3 separate regions of the Homo sapiens genome follow, and all the other regions are linked to region 3. Evidence: chromatin contacts called from ENCODE Hi-C or POLR2A ChIA-PET data. All regions are on one chromosome and are shown on one strand. Each heading gives the region's core, a stretch centred on a gene start or an enhancer-like site at or near the end of the contact. The rest is flanking DNA. Distances are from core to core; before and after follow the strand shown.

Region 1 (2,700 bases), core at 155-2,654, 340 kb before region 3:
CAAGGATATCATGTGGTTCTCAATTTTGGCCCCTGGTGTCTAGAACAAGGTAGGGGGAGGTGCCAAGGCCAGAGGGATTCCTGAATCTTAGTCCCTAAGCAAAAGCAGAAGAGACTGATGCCTGCCTGCCTCCAGCTGATTCCCCAGGGACATACCCCCCTTCATTTCTCCTGCATCTCCTCACCTTCCATGAATCCAGACCATGCCCCACCCCTCCTCCTGAGACCCCGCCCTCCATCTCCCGGCCTCTCTGGGGTGCAGGGCAGAGGAAGTGAGTCTACTCAGCTGACCAGAGAAAGTGCTGCAGCTGCCTGCACAGGGTGGGCCGACTGCTGTCTTGTTCAGTGCCTGTGATAACTCCCTTGCCTCAGGCCTCTCCAGCCCCTGCTGGGACCACTGGCCCAGGAGGAAGTCTGGGCTCTGGCTGCCACCTGCTTCCTCTCAGGAGTTCTTCTCCCTCCCAAGCATGGATTTGCATTTCCCCCTCTGCCTTCTGCTACTCAAGCCCCCAGGGATGAGGTGACAGTTAACCCCCCACTTCCTGCTAGTGGCCCCAGAGCGCTCACTTCCTTCCAGGTATTTTCCGGGATGGGGGAAGGGGTTGAAAGGGTGGTAGTTGCTGGGTTTGGAAAGGGGATGAGGGATCCATTTTGGAGAGAAACTGAGGTCCCCCTACCCTGCTGTCTGAAGCTGCTCCTTCCCTTCCCTCACGCTCACTCTGTAACACAAGAGCTCAGTTTGCAGGAAGAAGAGTGCATAGGCCGGAAGCAGCACACAGGGGCTTTCAAAATGGGCTAGGCCAGCTCTCTCTTAGAGGCCCAGGCCTCTATCCGCCATAGATAGACCCCCAAGGAAAGTTCCTTGGACTTCAAGTTCCCTATCGGGACAACATAATGTCTGCCCTCTACCCGGAAGGCAGAGGGTTGAGAATGGGGGAGTGCCAAGGCATAGAGGGGAAATGTTTTCCATCCTATTTCTCAGAGGATCTGGCATGCTGGTACCAGCAGCACAAGGCAGAGTGTTCTCTGCACTCAGTTCCCGCTTCCTGGGATCTTATGGCAGAGAAACACAGCATCTTTAGACAAGAGGTACTGAGCTAGGCAGTGTAGGACATACAAAGTAGCAGCGACCCGCTCCTGAAGTCAAGCTGACCAGTCTCTGGGGCTCAGTCCTCTCCTCTAAAAAGTGAGGGGCTGGCCTAAGTCATGACTCCCCCAGTCCTAATGTTCTGTGGTCTGCCTTCACTCCTCTGTAGACTCTGCATTTCACCTTCCCACTGGTGAAGGCCTCGAAACCCCAAGACTGAGGCAGGCAGCCATGTGCTCTTCTCCCCAGTCTAAACCTTATTGGTGCAACCTATAGCAATTTTTACCAAGTGTGGCTGTCTGTTCTCCTAGGTCAGACAAGACTGGAAGGGGGACAGCCACACATGAGCAACAGAAGTGACAGCTGACAGGTTGCTATGAATCCAAGAGGTAGAAAAAGAGTCAGTCCCGGAACCATTTCACCACATGATACAAAAATGGAGGTTTACAACAATGACTTTGAACCAAATCAGGTTAAATCACATTCAGAATCTTGTATCCAAATAGCAAGGAAGTATATAACACATTTTTAAAAATTTAAGCTAGGTGTAGTGGCACATGCCTGTAGTCCCAGCTACTTGTGAGGCTGAAGCGGGAGAATCTCTTGAGCCCAGGAATTCAAGGCCAGTCTAGGCAACATAGTGAGACCCTGTCTAAAAAAAAAGAACCACAGAAAAACAAACAAAAAAACAAAAAAAAAACCCAAACCAAACTTTATCTTATAAAAAACGAGAACATAAAGATTAAAATTTTAAAAAAACCTTGGCCAGGCACAGTGGCTCACGCATATAATCCTAGCCTTTTAGGAGGCTGAGGCCGAAGGAACACTTGAGGCCAGGAATTTGAAACCCTGTCTCTACAAAAAATACCAAAAATACCCCCAAAATGAGCTGGGTGGAGTGGTGCGCACCTGTATTGTTAGATACTCTAGGAGCTGAAGTGAGAGGATTGATTGAGCCCAGGAGCTGGAGGCTTCAGTGAGCTACAATCGTGCCACTGCGCTCCTGCCTGGGAAACAGAACAAGACCCTGTCTTTGGAAAAAAAAAAAAAAAAAAAAAGCCCTGGTGCTTGAAGGAAAATGTTTCTGTTTTGATTCAGTTTTGATGTATTTATGTATGATATATGTGGTGGAACACCTATTACCATTACCCAACAATGCTGGAAGGATGAAATTCTTGTCACACCTATCTAGAACTTACCTAGAGATAGGCAACCTTGGATAATGACAATTCCTTACATAGTTTACAACTCTCAAATTGCTTTTGCCTAAATTATTGTATTTGATTTTTTTTTTTTTTTTTTTGAGACAGGGTCTTGCTCTGTTGCCCAGGCTAGAGTGCAGTGGCACAACTGGGACTCACTGCACCCGTGACCTCCTGGGCTCAAGTGATCCTCCTGCCTCAGCCTCCCAAGTAGTTGGGACTACAGGCGTGTGCCACCACGCCCAGCTAATTTTAAAAAAATTTTTAGTAGAGACAGGGCATCGCCCTTTGCACAGGCTGATCTCAAACTTCTGAGCTCAAGCAATCCACCTGCCTCAGCCTCCCAAAATGCTGGGATTACAGGCGTGAGCCACCACACCCAGCCAAAGCAAACTTTTTATTTGAAGTATAA
Region 2 (2,700 bases), core at 169-2,668, 320 kb after region 3:
CAGCAGAATACTTATGGTATATCCACATGATAGAATATTAGGTTGCCATAAAAAATGAAGTTTATGAAATTTTAAATAACATACAAATATATTTAAGTGAAAAAAGCAGAATAAAAAACTATTTATAAAATATTTAGGTAGGGCTGGCATGGTAGCTCACACCTGTAACCCCAGTACTTTGGGAGGCCAAGGTGGGCAGATCACCTGAGGTCAGGAGTTCGAGACCAGGCTGGCCAACATGGTGAAACCCTGTCTCTACTAAAAATTACAAAAACTAGCTGGATGTGGTGGCACATGCCTGTAGTCCCAGCTATTCAGGAGGCTGAGGTGGGAGAATTGCTTGAACCCAGGAGGCAGAAGTTGCAGTGAGCTGAGATTGTGCCACTGCACTTCAGCTTGGGAGACAGAGCAAGACTCTGTCTAAAAAAAAAAGAAGAAGAAATGCAATGCAAATAAGACAGAAGAAAACAAGGGAAAATATTAATAGTAGGTTTCTCTTGTTTTTTTCCTAATAACTTTTTTGGGGGTAGGAGGGAATAAAAATTATTTCATAATCTGCATGTATTTCTAAGTTATTTTTATTTTAAAAGGTTAAAGTTATCTTACAGTAGGCTAGAAAAGGAAAAAAAACCCAAACATCTGAAATCTCCCCAGGGATTGGCAATCATTTCCTATGAAGGGTAAATATTTAGGCATTGTAGGCCACAAATGGACTCTCTTGAAAATTCTTCTTTGGGCTGGGCACGGTGGCTCACGCCTGTAATACCAGGACTTTGGGAGGCCAAGGCAGGTGGATCACGAGGTCAAGAGTTCGAGACCAGCCTGGCCAACATGGTGAAACTCCATCTCTACTAAAAATACAAAAACATTAGCCAGGCGTGGTGGTGTATACCTGTAATCCCAGCTACTCAGGAGGCTGAGGCAGGAGAATCGCTTGAACCCAGGAGGCGGAGGTTGCAGTGAGCCAAGATCACGCCACAGCACTCCATCCTGGGTGACAGAACAAGACTCCATCTCGGGGCAAAAAAAAAAAAAAAGAAAAAAAAAACCCACAAAGAAAATTCTTCTTTGTTTCTTTTGCTTGGTTTTTAAAGACTCTTTACAAAGTAAAAACCATTCTCAGGTCACAGACTATACAAAAGCAGGTTGTGGACCCCGTCTCTGCCCAGTAAGTAGCACTCATTAGGTGCAACCAAGCCAAATATTACTGGCTGTGTTTTTTTAGTACTCACCATAATAGTTAACCAAAGAATGTTGTCTCACAAATGACAATAATTAAAAAAAAAAAAAAAGAAGTAGAAGCAGAAGAAGCAAAAGCAGTAGAGCGGAAAAAGTAGAAGTAGCAGCAGCAGAAGAAGAAGAAAGAGAAGCGGCAGCGGTGGTTTTAGTAATCTGTGTAAAATGACATCATGTGCTGCACCTTCATCCGGGGGCTGTGTCATGACCATGAAGGAGTCGTGAAACCCGCCCACACTGGTATGCTCTTCCTGCTCCTCATTCTCAGTGTCACATTCAATGTCACTGTCGCTACTCATTCCTGGCAGGAAGGAAGGAGAACATGTTTCTGAAAAGAAACCACTGTAAGTAAAAGGAAACAGAAATCTCCGTATCTGCTAAACTGAGATTCCTATTGAATTTTACATGGAATGCCAAGAATTCAACAAACTAAACACTAACAAAACAAAGACAAAAGTAACCGCACAAACCTCGATTCTCTTTAGCTATTTAGAGTGGTTTTATTTCTGTTCTCAAAGTTTAAAATTGCCCTTTCCATAGTACCTGAAAGTTATTATTTGAAACCAGCATTAATTTTATTATACTGATAATACTTTTTTCCAAATCAAACACTGTTTTTTTTTCAGTCACAAGAGATAACAGGAACTCTTTTAATCCTGATTCATTATAGACATAATTATATTCCCTAGCCTAAAACATAAATATAAATGTGTTATACAAATCCACATGGTGTATGAATATTAGAAATTCTGGCAATTCTAATAATAGTTTGTATTCTAATTGGGCATCTAATTTTTTTGTGTATGTCGGTTGATTTGTATTTATTTTTATTTTTTGAGAGACAGGGTCTCGCTCTGTCACCCTAGGCTGGGCTGCAGTGGCCTGATCATAGCTCACTGCAGCCTCAAACTCCTAAGCTCAAGGGATACTTCCGCCTTAGCCTCCCAAGTAGATAGGTCCACAGGTACATGACACCATGCCCTGCTAATTTAAAAATTTTTTGGAGGGACAGGGTCTTGCTATAATATGTTGCCCAGGCTGGTCTTGAAATCCTGGGCTTGAGAAGAGATCCTCCCACTTTAGCCTCTTACAGTGCTGGGATTACAGGTCACTGTGCCTGGCCACATCAGTTGATTTTTAAAAGAATAATTCTATAAAAAGTATTTGTTTCAGCAAGATAGCAATCAAGAAAACCTGAAAATCTTTCTGCTACAAATCCTTACAAATAGCAAGATAAAATATAAATGTAAAACATTATTTTAATGAACAAGCACATTAAAAGGCAGAAAGGAAATCCACAGTGTCAGAAACAAAGAAAGATAAGGAACTTTCATTAGTGGGTCAGGGACCACAGTTGCCCTGGAGAGCTTCCTGTGAGGATTTTTAAACACTGCCTTGGGATAGAAAAATGAACCCCCCACAGAAAGGGAATTAAAAGTGAGACTAAAACTCCACCCCCTGCAT
Region 3 (2,700 bases), core at 59-2,558:
GGAATTGAACAATGAGAACACTTGAACACGGGGTGGGGAACATCATACACCAGGGTCTGTCATAGGATGGGGGAAACGGGGAGGGATAGCATTAGGAGACATACCTAATGTAAATGACGAGTTAATGGGTGCAGCAAACCAACATGGCACATGTATACATATGTAACAAACCTGCACGTTGTGCACATGTACCCTAGAACTTAAAGTATAATAATAATAATAATAATAATAATAATAATAATAAAAGAGAAGGACACTGGAGCCAGGCGCCGTGGCTCACACCTGTAATCCCAGCACTTTGGGAGGCCGAGGCAGGTAAATCACCTGAGGTTAGGAGTGCGAGACCAGCCTGGCCAACATGGTGAAACCCCGTCTCTACTAAAAATACAAACATTAGCAAGGCGTGGTGGCGTGTGCCTGTAATCCCAGCTACTCAAGAGGCTGAGGCAGGAGAATCCCTTGAACCCTTGAGGCTGAGGTTGCTGTGAGCTGAGATTGCGCCATTGTACTCCAGCCTGGGCTACAAGAGCGAAACGCCGTCTCCAAGAAAAGAAAAAAAACAGAAGGACTCTGGAGGTCCACAAAAAGATATAAAGACAGAAGAAAAGTCAGAAGATGCTAAATTGTTAGCTTTGAAAAGGAAAGGGCTACAAACAAGGAAAATGTGAAGGTAACACTCCCTTAGAGCCGCCAAAGGTATTCAACTGCGTACTTCTGATTGTAATGGCAAATCACTGTAGTACTCAATGACAACACCAACCACGAGGGGTGTGAGACCAAAAGCGTGTGTGGAGAAAAAAATGACCATTAGAAGGCATCAATCTCTCGCTATTCCAAAACAGGAGGTTACAATATAACACAGGAAAACCTACGAAGCAAAGATACAACGTACGCCTTTTATAAACAAGCCAGATCAGGGGAGAGAACCAACATAGTCCCCACTACCACAAATTATGCAATTAAGTTTCCCACATTTGTAGAAAACCACAGGGGTCAGCACATCCACAATGCAAGAGACAAACCTCACCCTGAAAAATCCACCTTTAATGATCATGTTATTTCCCTTGCCAGTTAAGTATGAGTCCCCAGCGCTGCCTGAGAGTTCACCCTTAGATTCAAACCACTCTAAATATAGGATCATTTTTCTCATGTGCTCTTTAGACCCCCTAATTTCTGGAATAAAGATATTTTCCAAACTACAATAACCCAGCACCTGTATTTTTAATATCTGGCTATTCAAAATCTTAAGAAATATAAGCCTAGGGTGCAAATAGCCAGCAGTCACTGCGCTTATCTACATACTCCACACCCCTTTGGATGATCTCATTCAGTATGTCCTTTCCTAGTATGCTTGGTGACACGACTGAAATAAAACTTAAAAATGCTCTACAGATTAAAAGGTAAATAACGTAAACTAGCTCCTGCCTTTAAGGGTTTGGCACTAATGATGCCACTATGGTGTCTTTTTTCTTTTTTTTTCCCCCCAGAGACAAAGTCTTGCTTTGTTGCCCAGGCTGGGGTACAGTAGTTATCGAACTTCTGGCCTCAGGGGATTTTCCTGTTTCAGTCTTCCCCAGCAGCTGCAAAAACAGGCGCGCACGGCTTTCTTGCGCAGTTAAACAAGCTGCTATACACGTAACCTGAGTAAGTTTGAAAACATGAAATTTGGTAAAATTATTTCTGAAAATCCAGTCTACATATCTGAAAATCCAATCTCTGTATAGGTTACCTACCAGTCCAAAGTGTCATGCTTACATACAAAATGCTGTCTTTCAAACATGCAGCAAATGATCAATCTTACTTGAAAGATCAATTGCACAAACGCTAATTCTAATTTTGAATGAAGCAGGCCGGACGCTGTGACTCCTGCCTGTAATCCCAGCCCTTTGGGAGGCCAATGCGGGCAGATCACTTGAGGTCAGGAATTCGAGACCAGCCTGGCCAACATGGTAAAACCCTATCTCTAATAAAAATACAAAAATCAGCTGGGCATGGTGGCAGGCACCTGTAATCCCAGCTACTCAAGAGGCAGGAGAACCTCTTGAACCTAGGAGATGGAGGTTGCAATGAGCTGAGATCACGCCGCTGCACTCTAGCCTGGGCGACAGAGCAAGACTCTGTCTCAAAAAAACCCCACAAAAACCAAAAAAACAAATTAGAATTGGAGTTTCAGAGTTAACAGTGTTCTTCAATTGTCTTTCCAAGATCACACTAGAACCACCCTAATATCCCACATCTTTTATTTTACAGAAGGACTCTTCTGGTATCTTCTCTTCTGCCAAAATAAATTAGCCAGAGTTTATAACTTTTTTTTCCTTGTCACTGACTTCAAGCTCACGGTTTTCCATCTTTACAAAAGGAAGAAATAATGCTGTTTTAAAAATCTTGGGCCAGGTGCAGTGGCTCACACCTGTAATCCCAGCACTTTGGGAGGCTGAGGTGGGTGGATCACCTGAGGTCAGGAGTTCAAGACCAGCCTGGCCAACATGGCGAAACCCTCTCTACTAAAAATAAATTAGCCGGGCATGCTGGTGGGCACCTGGGTACTCGGGAGGCTGAGACAGGAGAATCGCCTGAACCCAGGCTGCAGTGAGCCGAGACTGTGCCATTGCACTCCAGCCTGAGCAACAAGATCGAAACTCCATCTCTAATGATAAATAAATAAAAATGAAAATAAAAATCTTGCTAAACAAGCAACAA

Evidence for each region. Hi-C counts contacts between places; a loop is a spot of excess contacts on that map. ChIA-PET counts read pairs that join two places held with the same protein, here RNA polymerase II (POLR2A). Pooled maps may share reads with other maps.
Region 1: a loop to region 3 is called in a pooled map, with 5 times the contacts of the local background. The contact joins two enhancer-like sites. A Hi-C loop is called at or near these places in 2 of 50 pooled maps.
Region 2: a loop to region 3 is called in a pooled map, with 4 times the contacts of the local background. The contact joins two enhancer-like sites. A Hi-C loop is called at or near these places in 2 of 50 pooled maps. POLR2A ChIA-PET finds 5 or more read pairs at or near these places in 4 of 52 experiments (A549, WTC11, activated B cell and 1 more).

Annotation. Positions count from the first base shown.
Region 1 is chr17:58,338,872-58,341,571 of GRCh38, forward strand. The region is part of intron 3 of TSPOAP1-AS1 (TSPOAP1, SUPT4H1 and RNF43 antisense RNA 1); the gene reads left to right. Among named protein-coding and RNA genes, the nearest start is that of MIR4736, 4.2 kb to the left of the region's middle. RefSeq lists enhancers at 197-256, 387-496, 937-986. Within about 2 kb of position 1,405, at least 4 of the 41 ENCODE cell types and tissues checked have a DNase peak (open chromatin) inside an H3K27ac peak, as active enhancers do.
Region 2 is chr17:59,000,178-59,002,877 of GRCh38, forward strand. TRIM37 (tripartite motif containing 37) reads right to left here. Exons shown (of 24, transcript NM_015294.6): 23 at 1,421-1,537. Among named protein-coding and RNA genes, the nearest start is that of TRIM37, 110 kb to the right of the region's middle. RefSeq lists enhancers at 1,076-2,275, 1,220-1,459, 1,510-1,559. Within about 2 kb of position 1,419, at least 22 of the 41 ENCODE cell types and tissues checked have a DNase peak (open chromatin) inside an H3K27ac peak, as active enhancers do.
Region 3 is chr17:58,678,612-58,681,311 of GRCh38, forward strand. All of the region lies in intron 1 of TEX14 (testis expressed 14, intercellular bridge forming factor), which reads right to left. All of the region lies in intron 1 of IGBP1C (IGBP1 family member C), which reads right to left. It also overlaps the pseudogene RNVU1-34. Among named protein-coding and RNA genes, the nearest start is that of IGBP1C, 12 kb to the right of the region's middle. Within about 2 kb of position 1,309, at least 2 of the 41 ENCODE cell types and tissues checked have a DNase peak (open chromatin) inside an H3K27ac peak, as active enhancers do.